Linked DNA regions of Mus musculus: region 1 is linked to region 2. The links are chromatin contacts, found by Hi-C in ENCODE. All regions are on one chromosome and are shown on one strand. The core of a region is the stretch at or near the end of the contact, and the rest is flanking DNA. Distances in the headings are between cores, read along the strand shown. Region 1 overlaps Thsd1 (thrombospondin, type I, domain 1). Region 2 holds the start of Thsd1 (thrombospondin, type I, domain 1).

What was found. Hi-C counts contacts between places; a loop is a spot of excess contacts on that map.
Region 1: a loop to region 2 is called in a map of heart, with 4 times the contacts of the local background. The contact joins the enhancer-like site here to the promoter of Thsd1 in region 2. A Hi-C loop is called at or near these places in 14 of 37 maps with a recorded cell type or tissue (adrenal gland, gastrocnemius, heart and 2 more).

The regions. Positions count from the first base shown.
Region 1 is chr8:22,257,656-22,263,933 of GRCm38, reverse strand. It overlaps Thsd1 (thrombospondin, type I, domain 1), which reads right to left. Exons shown (of 5, transcript NM_019576.2): 5 at 2,600-5,642. The coding sequence ends at 4,264. Among named protein-coding and RNA genes, the nearest start is that of Tpte, 23 kb to the left of the region's middle. Within about 2 kb of position 3,438, at least 1 of the 3 ENCODE cell types and tissues checked has a DNase peak (open chromatin) inside an H3K27ac peak, as active enhancers do; it is heart, where a contact is called at or near this core.
Region 2 is chr8:22,223,195-22,229,098 of GRCm38, reverse strand. It overlaps Thsd1 (thrombospondin, type I, domain 1), which reads right to left and starts at 1,796. Exons shown (of 5, transcript NM_019576.2): 1 at 1,670-1,796.

The DNA.
Region 1 (6,278 bases), core at 2,189-4,688, 33 kb before region 2:
AGAACATCATGTGTGTAGCCTACAGAATGAAGAAGGTGTTGTTAACAGTCCATGAGGTGTACAGAGTTGCTGTGTCAAGTAGATATGCCTGGTCCTGAAAGACCTGTGCTGAGAAGTTTGTGTGAGTCCTACCACTGGGAGTCAAAGAAAGGGGATCCCTTGGGGTGAGTGGGATGATCAGGTTTGCATGTTATAAAGAATTCTCTGGCTTCTGTGGGTAGAATGGATTAGATGAGTACAAGACAGACATTTTAGGAATTTAATAAAAAGGATTGTGCTGGGTGAAAAAAGCATATGGCTAGATAGGCCCTAGAGGAGGACCTACTACAATTATTCTGCAGAGTGGACACAGTATTAATTCCTGATGCCCTAAGATTATACCCACAGATCAAGGCACCTCTCAACTCTCATGAAAGAAGCTTTTGTTTGCAGTAAACAATAACCAACACAGAGACAGACCCACAACTTACCAAGGTACTGAAAAGAAAAAGACTTCGGAATGTTCTGGACTAAAGTGAATAAATTCTCTCACAGCCCTCCTTCCAAAAGATCATTGCAGAAGGAGGGCTGAAAAAAACAAAACAAAACTGTAAGACTCACAGGCAGCAGCTGTCTCCAAGGAAACTGTCTTCTAGACACAGCACGGTAGCTATACATGTGCACTCAAAGTAGTGGCGACAGAATACACAAAAAGCCAGACCAAACTCCAGCATGAAGAAGAGAGTTGGATATGAGGTTTCACCCCTAGCTGAAGAGCTATTGTTAGCAATTTCTAGCTTCCCAGAAGGAATGGTCAGTTTTCTCTAAATGCTGAACCCATGACGGGGCCATCACATGGCAGTGGAAGTCCATACACTAAAGTATATTTGGGCAACTTGCCTTGATGGGGGAAAGACACAAGACTGGATGGGAAGGGAAAGGGGAATGGCTCTGGGAAGAGGTGGAGCAGGGAATAGGAATAGGATCAAAACTCGTGTACAACATTCTCAAATAGCATTTAATAAAGAAAAAGGGTGATATGCTGTACACCTGGATCAGAGAAAGCAGAGAGCATATCAGCACAGTCTGATGGTTACTAGCCGCACAGACATGGCAAAACCAAGTCCAAAGTGACTCTTCCAAGTTTCCAGCTTTGGGGGGCAGCTGCGTGTCGGTGCTATACCATATATAGAACTGTTTCGGGAGAGCAAAAAGATGGTTAGGGGTCTGCAGTTGGATTACCAGTTCAAAGATTTCTAGAAGGATCACAGTCAAAGAGCTGAAAATCCCATGCTTAAGAATCTTCTACCTTGTGGGTGGTGGCTGGGTGGAAGGAAGGGCCAGCCTGGGAGAGTCCTGGGTAAGGAGAGGTGAGTGCCAAAATCCAATAAGAAGTCGAAACCATGACATCTCAACAATACAGTTGGCCAAAAAGGCCTGTGTTGCAATAACACTAGACAACATGCCAAGAGGACACGGGGGAATTGCACAAGGTCCCAACTCTAGAGAAAGAGCTCCAGGCAACTGATAGCAGCTGAGGGGGGAGGGCTTTTCTCCTGGGGGTAGGTTTCAATTCAATCTCAAGTGGCCAGTCGCACACACACACACACACACACACACAAACACACACATAGTCACATACACACAGTCACATACATGCAGTCTCACACTCACACACTGAGTCATATACACACAGTCTCACACACACACAGTCACATACACACAGTCACACACACACATGCAGTCACATACACACATTCACACATACACATACAGTCACATACACACAGTCACACACACAGTCACATACACACAGTCACATATACAGTCACACACACACATACAGCCATATACACACAGTCATACACACAGAGTCACATATACACATTCATACATACACATACAGTCACATACACAGTCACATATACAGCCACACACACACATACAGCCATATACACACAGTCATACACACAGAGTCACATATACACATTCATACATACACATACAGTCACAAACACACAGTCACACACATATAGTCACATACATACAGCCACACACACAGAGTCACATATACACAGTCACACAGAGAGTAACATACACAGTCACATACACACAATCTCACACACACACAGAGTCACATACACACATTCACACATACAGAGTCACACACACAGAGTCACACACACACACAGTCACATACACACATAGTCACATACACACTGCCACACACACATAGACAGTCACATACATACAGTCACACACCCCACAGAGTCACATACACACAGTCACACACACATGCAGTTACACACAGTCTCACACACAGAGTCACATACACACATTCACATACACACACAGTCACATATACACAGTGACATATACACAGTCACACACACAGAATCATATATACACAGTCACACACACACACAGTCACATACACACACAGTCACACCCACACACAGTCACACCCACATATACATCACATACATACAGTCTCTCTCTCTCTCACACACACACACACACAGTCACACATACACAGTTGTGAATTTGAGAGGGAGTAATTAGAGAGGGGTGGGAACAATGTAAATATAGTACTTGTGTAAAGTTCTGAAATACACGCTAATTTTAAATTTTTAGATTAAAAACTATATTTAGAAAGAACACTTCTTTTCAGCAAGGTGAACACAGACACATTGCAGGGAGTCACAACTGGTGGGGACACAGACAATAAACATCTAAGTGTGTCGAGCTTACCCAGATCCATGAAGTTACATATACTAAGATAATCTGAAACACGGAGCCAGCAAAACGCTGGCCAAGCATAACTGATTGTTCGCAGGATGATTGGGAACACACGAATTGGTGACACCAAAAAACAAAACAAAACAAAATAAAACAAAACAAAAAACATGTTTGTGAGACCTGTATGAACTGAAATCTCATAATGTCTCATAAACACATTTCCTTTATAATGATCTACAATGTAAAGTATTATTAAAAATCATTCTAATTCAACCACAACTGGTTTAAAGGCATTGTACTAGCTGGCCACTCACTGTCTTTATTGAGCCTCCATTCTATAGCAGATACCGGGACTAGAACATGGAGACATGGAGGTACGATACAGAAAATCTGTTTACTGAAAATTATAACTCACGCATTAAAAACTGTGATAAAGCATCTTTTCTCCCTCGGAGGTGGGGGGGGGGTGTCACTGTTAGTGACAGCCCCAGAACACTGGCCTGGGTAGACAGTGAGCATCACTTAACAGGAAGGCTCTCAGCTCATAGTGTTCCTCATGAATTCCCACTTCCCCAAAGCTGTTTTGGTCTCAGACTGACGGTGCTGGGTAAATCTCTGGGAAGTCTGGAACAAGCGATCATGTGCCCTCTGTGTCAAAGGCTGGCCCACAGGCCTGTGAACTTGGATAAAGAAGAAAGCTTTCTGGTGAGATAAATAAAGAAACTGGAGAGTAGCAAGCCTGGCTCTCCTTTCATCCACGAGTAGCAGCTGTCAGAGGGCTCTGGACAATCCACCCGTCCTGTTCCTGAAGAGCAGGCAGTCATCACTGAGAACGGTTCCAAAGGAAGCACATTTTAATTTAAAAACAAAAAGTCACAAGTGACAGTTGAACAAATATGAACTTTTGAAACTCCCGTGTTTACATTTGTGATTTCCCCCTATCTGAAACCTCCCCAGCTGCCCGACATCCTGATAAACTCTAAAAGAAGGAAATCAATCTAAAGGCAGGATGGGTGTGGTTGTTGGAGGTCGCCTTGAGCTTGTAGCTATTTACGTGTATGCTGATTAGTCTTTAGGCCACTGGGCAGAAAGGCTTTATGCCACTTGGTACCTTGGTAACACACTTCAAAAGAAGCAACCCCATGTTTAGGCTCCTGTGTTTGGTTCCTACTTTACAAGGAAGCAAGATGCAAGCTCTGCGCATAATGGTTTGCATACACATCAGCCATTTGGAGACTCCTCCCTCTTGGGAAAAGATCCCAGAGTCCTAAGTTGGAAACATCCAGTGTCGTGTTCAAAATGCATCATAAATTTGCCTTCTTTAAATTTTATTAGTAGTAACAAGCCAATAGAAAAGGGATAACAGAGAGGAAAATTCAGCATAAACCACTTCTTCCTGATTAATCAAAACCACATGCGCGCGCACACATATAATCTGGGTGAACTAATTCCCACGGTTGTACAGTGCAGCCCACAGAAAGTATGTGAGCAGGGGATATTGCCAGAGGGGTGAAGGACCCTGGGTGAACCCTGCTGCTTCCTAGCCTAGATCACTAACTTCTCCACACTGAGTGTACTTGTGGTTTCGTCCTCTTCGTTGGAGCCGAAGTATCCTGGGAGGTCCAGCATTCTCTGCTCAGCCTCGGTGAGGCGGAAAGAGGTATTGTCATAGAAGGCGAACTCGGGGTGGATGGGGAAGCTCTGGCATTTATCTTTTCTGAAGTGAGAAGGGCTAAGCTGACTGACTTTCTGGTAGCTATCTTTGAGGAAAATGGGGGAAGACTGCTTCCTTGAGGCACTCCTGTGACTGGGGGACGGTCCCCTGTGAGCTCGGTGAGGCTCCATTTTCTCAGCTCCTGCCACCAATCCGGCCTGACGATCCCCTGGGTCCGGTTTCCTCCTGGGATGCCCCACAGTGTAGGATTTGGAGAGTGGACCCAAAGGACTGCTGGTCCGACCTGCCCCTTGGAAGTGCTCTGGTCTCTCTGGAAGCAGGTGGGTACTTCGACTGGGAGGCCGACATCTATCCTCCATCTGGTCCCAGGTCCGCATCCTGGAACTGTAGGCGGGGACCTGGCGGGGAGTCAGGGCTGACAAACTCCTCTCCCGGAAAGGGCGAGACTGCTTGGTTTCATGAAAACTAGCAGTCCTCCTGAAGAGGGAACTTCTGGAGTGGCACCTCTCCGATGAGCCATCTCTGCCACCGGTCGACCTTATCTGTGACTTTCGGATCAGGGTCTGGCTGGGACTGACCGCACAGCCAGGAGGAGGCACGATGCCATCCAGCCTGGAGGGAGGCCTTTCCCCGGTACCTGCCCCAGGCTGGTCCAGAAATGGAGATTTGATTCGGAACTTGCTTGCTGCAGCCTCTTCGGGGCATTCCAGGTCTAAGGGAGGGCTGGCCGTGGCATCCACTACAGTGTCTGTCAGGGGGCTTTGAGATACGTGGTACACTTTGGTGGTCTCGGTCAGCCCTTTCTTCTTCATCTCCTTCAGCTGCTGCTGGGCAAGGCGGTAGCTAAACAAGGGCGGGATGATCTTCTGAGCGTTGGACTGGAAGCTCTCACTGCCCGAGGCCTCATCCTCAGGAGGCGCTGATGCACTGCACCTGTAAGTCAATGGGATGCCCGTGTCCCCTGGGCTTCCCCTAGGTCCGTCACCGGCATCCGAGAAGCTTCCGCGAGGCTCACTCAGCTCGCAGATGTTCTCTTCATCGGAGTTCTTCCGGAAGCCAGGGGAATGGATGGAGTTGTGGCGAACGGGCGTGCTGCATTTGGGGGCTCGGCCAAACCTCCTCCAGAGAGTGATGAGCACCGTGGCAAAGATGATGAACAGGCACAGGGAGATCCCTGTGACGGTCACCACGTTGTTGGACTTCACAGGGTCCTGGGGTGAAACAGGCGATGGGCCTGGTGGCCGGAAAACTTGAAAAAGAAAAAAAAAGTTAAAACAAAATATATTCTCTTATGTTGATTTCTCTGTGTGGTTTTAGGGCCTAAGCAGTTGCCCCAGGTAGAACAATAAAAGCGGAGGGAAAGAACCAAACACTTGGATTCATGCTAAGAGCTGAAGGCAAACAAGATGAGCAGCAAATCGAAAACCCTGCAAAAACAGGGACCACAGAAAGGAGGCTGCAGGGGAAGCCACGACCAAGAGACCTCTGTGCTCAGTCGTTCCTGCCAAGACTCTCCCGGCTTATGAGGATGGGGACTGGGGACGTGGGCTAGCTATAATTAAGCGTACACGTGGGGAAACTTTAGGTACAAAACTCAAAACCAGATTCATGTAAACAGTACCTAACCTTTCACAATTAGCAAGACTGCCGAGGAACACTGTGACTATTAGACGGGTAGTACATCACTCGGCCCATTCTGACATCCAGAACCCATCCTCCCGAGAGGGAAGCATCCTGAATTTCTGCTCTCCACTGTCACGACCCTTCCCAGCATCCAAATGAAGGTGTTGCCTTTATATCTGAACTCTACCGTGTGTCTCACAGTCAAGGTGTTTTGTGAAGGTACAGAGCCCCCATGGAGTCTCAGCCTGTATTGCCTGGAAAC
Region 2 (5,904 bases), core at 547-3,046:
GCATAACCAAAAAATATGCTTTCTTAATGCTTACTGTCCCTTGTTATTCATAGATAACAGTTTCTTTGTGGCCTCATGTGGGCCACGAAAGCTCTCTACCACTGAAGCGCATCTCTACCCGTGTATAACTTTGCAAACACAGACTCCATACCTTCTGATAGAAGACAGAATTAACAGAGTTAAGCAGGCAGATTGAAACAAGCCACCACTCAGTGGGAAGGAAGCTGGTGTGTCTCTATTAGCTTTTGTTCAGTAAGAGCTAGGAGAACAAAGGAAACTCTGCACTTCCTGAAAACGAAGGGGTGGGGGTTGCAGCTTAACTATGCAGATGATTGGCCTCCCTTCCTTTCCTCAGCGCATCAAAAAAGGAAATTCTGTTTTAGTGGAAGTCGCCTTGGATTTGATCTAATCATTACCTTGAATTTGGATGGGGAACACGACTTTAAGACTTCAGATGAAAGACTCAGAGGAAGCATCCCATGGTGGCCCCAGCATCTGTAGCTCCCCCCAAAATCTGAGGCAGGAGGATGGCTTAAGCCTAGGAGTCTGAGACCAGCCTAGACAACATAATAGGACACCACCTAGCAGCGGCCTCCGGAAAGGTGAACTCAGCTTTCTTGGATGGCTTGCTTCTCGGAGATAATATTCTTCTTAAAACTCTTTCTCATCACTGATTCTGTGATTGCATTTTCTTGCTTATGAAGATGGGTGGTTAAATACAGACCTGTGTGATGATCTGTACTTAGAGCTGGACAGAGATGGAATTATAGAACGCAGTCTACCTGAGCATTAGGGCATGCACTATGATGATGATTATAATAAGCCTCTAAAATGGGAGGGGGCACTACTGATTATTACCTTTTTTCACCACGTCCCCAATTCCCTGAGTAGTTGCTGAGTAAAATGTTTGGTGCTGAGAATCATTTTAAGAAAGTAGGAAAGTGGGAACATTTTCAAGATGTTTGAAATGCTTTGTATAGGGCTTGGGTGGTAGAGGACTTGCCTAGCATGTGAGAGACCCTGGGTTTGAACCTTTGGAGCTAAGAAAAACAGTAAAAGTCCCAGCCGAGAAAGTGGAGAAAAGTGTGTGTGGATATTCTCAATGGCTAACAGAATCACCCCCTCCCCCCCTTAAAGCCAAGCTTTTCAGAAAGCAGCTAAATGATTCATAGCCGACAACAAAGGAAAATTAATTTATATCCACAGGACATCGTTAAAGAATAAAAGGAGGAAAATAAAAGAATAGAAGGAGAAACAAAGTAATTTCACAAGCAAGGCTTCTGTGTATAGATCCAGGAATAATGTCTGTTAGGAGGCAATCTGGATCCCAGAGCTGCGCTTCTGAACAAGCTTTCTCTATCCCAACCATGGGGTGAGCTGTGCGTCCCCCGTGAAGCCCTGCTCTCCTACCAACTCACTTTCCAGAGGTGCTTCAAGTTCCCGGGTGCAAACCCAGTCCAGTGGTAGTCAGCATAAAACTTGTTACTGAGGTCATTGCTTATTGTTAGTATCCCAGAAAGAGACTTTTGGAAAGCCACAAACGTATGTCGCAACGTTGAGTTTCCAAAGGTTCCAATCTGAACTCCTGCCTTTGAGAGTCCCGTCATTCGGCCACGCCTGCGCCAGGTGCCCGCCCTGGTGGTGGGCCACCTGAGCTTCGGATCCTTACCTCGGGTCGGGTCTGTCTGGCACGGCGGAAGTGAGAGGGGAGCCTCAGCGGCCACAGGGTGACTGACCGAGCATCTCCCGTCCCGCAGCTGCACGCCCGCCCGGGTCCAGAGCTCCGGCACGCTCCCAGGCTGCCGGGACCACGCCCCGAGGCGGGCTCTCAGAGGGCGGGGGTCAAGCGCAAGAGGTCCGCCCCGCTCCCACTCCTGGGCAGCGCATCTTCCTTTCCTGCCCGCCCCTAGCTTGCCCTGTGGAGAGGAAACCTGCAGGAAACTCTGGGTCCAGAGGCCCTGCTAGGAGGTGTGGTCGCTGCTAGTGCAGCACGTATTTACACCCACAGTCCACTTCCCGCTGCAAAGACCCAGTGCTTTAAGAGAGAGCCAGCAGCCTTGCACTTAAACCATTCACTTCTCCCCCATGTCATTTTCTTTTGGAGGGTGATCACAAGAAGAGCCAAAAAGTGGTATGGGTAATTTCTAAACTTGCTCCCCCAAATGTCACTGGAGTTTGAAAGGAATATACTTCAGATAAAGCGCATTTTCCTTTCTCTTCCTCTGGAGCAAAACTTGGTTAATTAAACATTTTAAAAATAAACATTTAAAAAAGTCTATTCTACAAGTATTTTCTTTCTGAAAGAACCGGAGGCTACGTTTCACGTGGTTTAACAGCTGCACTTGCCATCCAGCGCTGTGCAGTGAGCTTTCTTTTGCGTGTAACAACCACTTAACAGACAAATTTAGTAATAGAAATCAGCATAGCCTCTAGATGGCCAGCACCCAGCAAGAGGTACCAGGAAACTCTCGAGGAGTGAAGCATGTTAGGACCGAGTTGTGTGGATTTACTGTGCATGTGTCAGACCCATGAGACTGGATGTGGGGCATGTGCCTGTAATCTCAGGAACTGGGGAAACAGGATTTCACATACCTGGTCAGCCTGGACTGTACAAACGAGAGCCTGTTCCTGGAGGCAGACTGTGGGCGAGGCACTACATACAGAGCAGCAGCGGAGCTCTTGCTTAGCAAGTTGGTGAGGGGGAGCCAATGGTTGGCTTGTAAATTTCGCCTCAAGTTTGGAGATTATGCCAGTTGCAGAAAGTTGATCTTAAAAGACAGCGCAGTCACTTAGATGCCATCAAAGGTCAAGTTTTTCTAGGGAGTAATCAACCAAGTGACCAAGGAAGTTCTCACTGCCGTCAATACGATCTGCTCTGTCATTCATCAGCTCAAGGTAGGATCCCTTTCAAATTCGTGCCTGCCATATGAACATCAGATAGTTCCTGGGACTATTGGTTTTGAAAACAAAAAACAAAATGCAATTTAAAAAAATCTCAATGGAAGCGCCTGTGTAGAGTTCAGCGGGTAAAGTCTTATGGTCGCACTTGGTGATTCCAGGTAGCCCTGAGTTGCCCAATCCCAGCTTTCCTCTGCAATAAAAGGAATATAGCAGTTAAAGTTTTGTGGGGAGTCAGTGAAACACAAAAGGCACCTTGCTCTGTATTAACCTTCCCAAGGACACTCTCACCAAAAAAAGGTCACTTTTTGGTTGTGAGACTTAAATCTTACATGCATTTTAAAAATAGCAGCCTTGTCTCCTGAGAGGCTCTGCAGTGCCTGACAAATACAGAGGTGGATGCTCACAACCATCCATTGGACGGAGCACGGGGTCCCCAATGAAGGAGCTAGAGAAAGTACCCAAGGAGCGGAAGGGGTCTGCAACCCTATAGGAAGAACAATATGAACTAACCAGTACCCTCCAGAGTTCTCTGGGACTAAACCACCAACCAAAGAAAACACATGGTTGGGACTCATGGCTCTAGCCGCATATGTAGCAGAGGATGGTCTAGTCGGTTATCAATGGGAGGAGAGGCCTTTGGTCCTGTGAAGGTTCTATACCCCAGTGTAGGGGAATGCCAGGGCCAGGAAGCGGGATTGGGTGGGTTGGTGAGCAGGGAGAGGGGGAAAGGGGTGGGGGTTTTCAGAGGGGAAACCAGGAAAGGGGATAACATTTGAAATGTTAAAAAAACAAAATGTAATAAAAAATCCTTTAAAAAATGTATCAGCCTTATTGAAATGTCTCATCATTTTAAATTATAGTTCATGAGAAACTGACTATCCTGGCTAGTTTTATGTCATCTTAACACAAGCTAGAGTCATCTGAAACCTCAATTAAAAAAAAATGCTTCCATAAAAATCACACTATAGGCAAGCCTATATAGCTCATTTCCTTAATTAGTGATTGATGGGCCCATTGTGGGTGGGGCTATCCCTAGGCTGATGGGTCTGGGTACTATGAAACAGCAGACTGAGCAAGCCAGTAAGCAGCACCCTCCGTGGCTTTGCATCAGCTCCTGCCTCCAGATTCCTGCTATGATTTACCTCAGTGATGGACTGTACTGAAATAAGCCCTTTTCTTCCCACACTGCTTTTGGTCATGGCAATAGAAACACCAACAAAGACCCTGTATTACTGTCTTTATGAGACAAACATGATATAAATCTTTTCTGAAATAAAGGTAACATCAGAGGAAGGACAGTGGTAGGACCTCAGGACTGAACTCAAACTGGCTTTCACCATACACTGAATGCTGGCTAGGAAGATAGCTCAGTGGAAGCGCACTTAACCTAGCATGTGCAGGGCCAAGTTCCCCTACTCACTGAACTCTTTGTGAGTCAGCGAATATTCTAGTGACCTGTGCAACTATAAAATGTATACTCTTAATAACCACCTGTATACAAATGTTCTTTACTTTAATAAGCAATGATCTGGAAATCATAACGATTTCACATCAGGACACAAGGGAGAACATAGATGACCCAATTTTCACCTGATAATAACAGCTTGTGAAATCAGGATCTTACGTGTGAGCAATCTGACTTTTCCTCTTATGTTGTGGGTACGGCTCATGCCTTAGAATTTGAGCAAGGCAAGGCAGATCTCAGACAGGCTGAGCTGGTTGAGAAGCCTCCTGGAAGGACGGACCTGTTGACCCGAAAGTCACCTAGTGAATTTTAACAATTAGAAGTGTCCTGAGTGCATTCGGTGATGTTGGACAGTGAGGAGTCAAAGCAGGTGTCACATGATTGGCTGTAGGGACTGGAGGTTGTGAGTGAATGTGTGTTCGGATGGGCACAGCCTGTCAACAACTCCAAAGCCAACTGTCTTGTCATAATTTGGCAAAGCTGTTACCCATATGGGTCAGGCTCCAGAGGAATGGCAAAGCTCTCCTCGGGAGCCTGAATACGAGTACTTATGAGTAACTGATCAGTGTGTGCAAAGACCAGCCACTGCAGCTTCCTCCTCCAGATGTCTAAGAGATGAGACTAGAGACTAAGAGTAGCTAACTCCTCCTACTGTGCTAATAAACGTTCTGAGGTTCTGGGTTGTGATGGTGGCAGTGGTCACAGAGCCAGCTGATCCTAGCTTCACAAGACATGTTACCTGTGCATGTGTGTTTCACAGTATATGTTATCTGTGCATGTGAGCTTCATGGTACATGTTATCTGTGCATGTGTGTTTCATGGTACATGTTATCTGTGCATGTGTGCTTCATGGTACATGTTATCTGTGCATGTGTGTTTCATGGTACCTGTTACCTGTGCATGTGTTTCATGGTACATGTTATCTGTGCATGTGTGTTTTACAGGACATGTTACCTGTGCATGTGTGCTTCACAGGACATGTTATCTCTACATGTGTGCTTCACAGGACATGTTATCTGTGCATGTGTGCTTCATGGTACATGTTATCTGTGCATGTGTGTTTCACGGTATGTTATCTGTGCATGTGTGCTTCATAGGACATGTTATCTGTACATGTGTTTCATGGTACATGTTACCTGTGCATGTGTGTTTCATGGTACATGTTATCTGTGCATGTGTGTTTCACAGTATGTTACCTGTGCATGTGCTTCATGGTACATGTTATCTGTGCATGTGTGCTTCACAGTACATGTTCTCCATGCATGTGTCTCCTTTCCTCATTCCCCCGCCACCCCTAGCCAGGGTTCTGGAACCCGAGCTGCCTAGGATACGACAACTGGCAATCTTGGAACTTAAAGAAACTCAGTATTTTCCTGTGGCCTCAAAGCTAAAAGAACAAGATAAAACAGAATTAAATATATAGGGAAGACAGCAACTTTTACAAGCTTTAAAAATAGAGTTATATATCCAGGAAACAGGCTTTTCCTGTTGCAGGTTAGATGGTGCAAGGTTTGATATGACTTAGGCTATTATGGGTG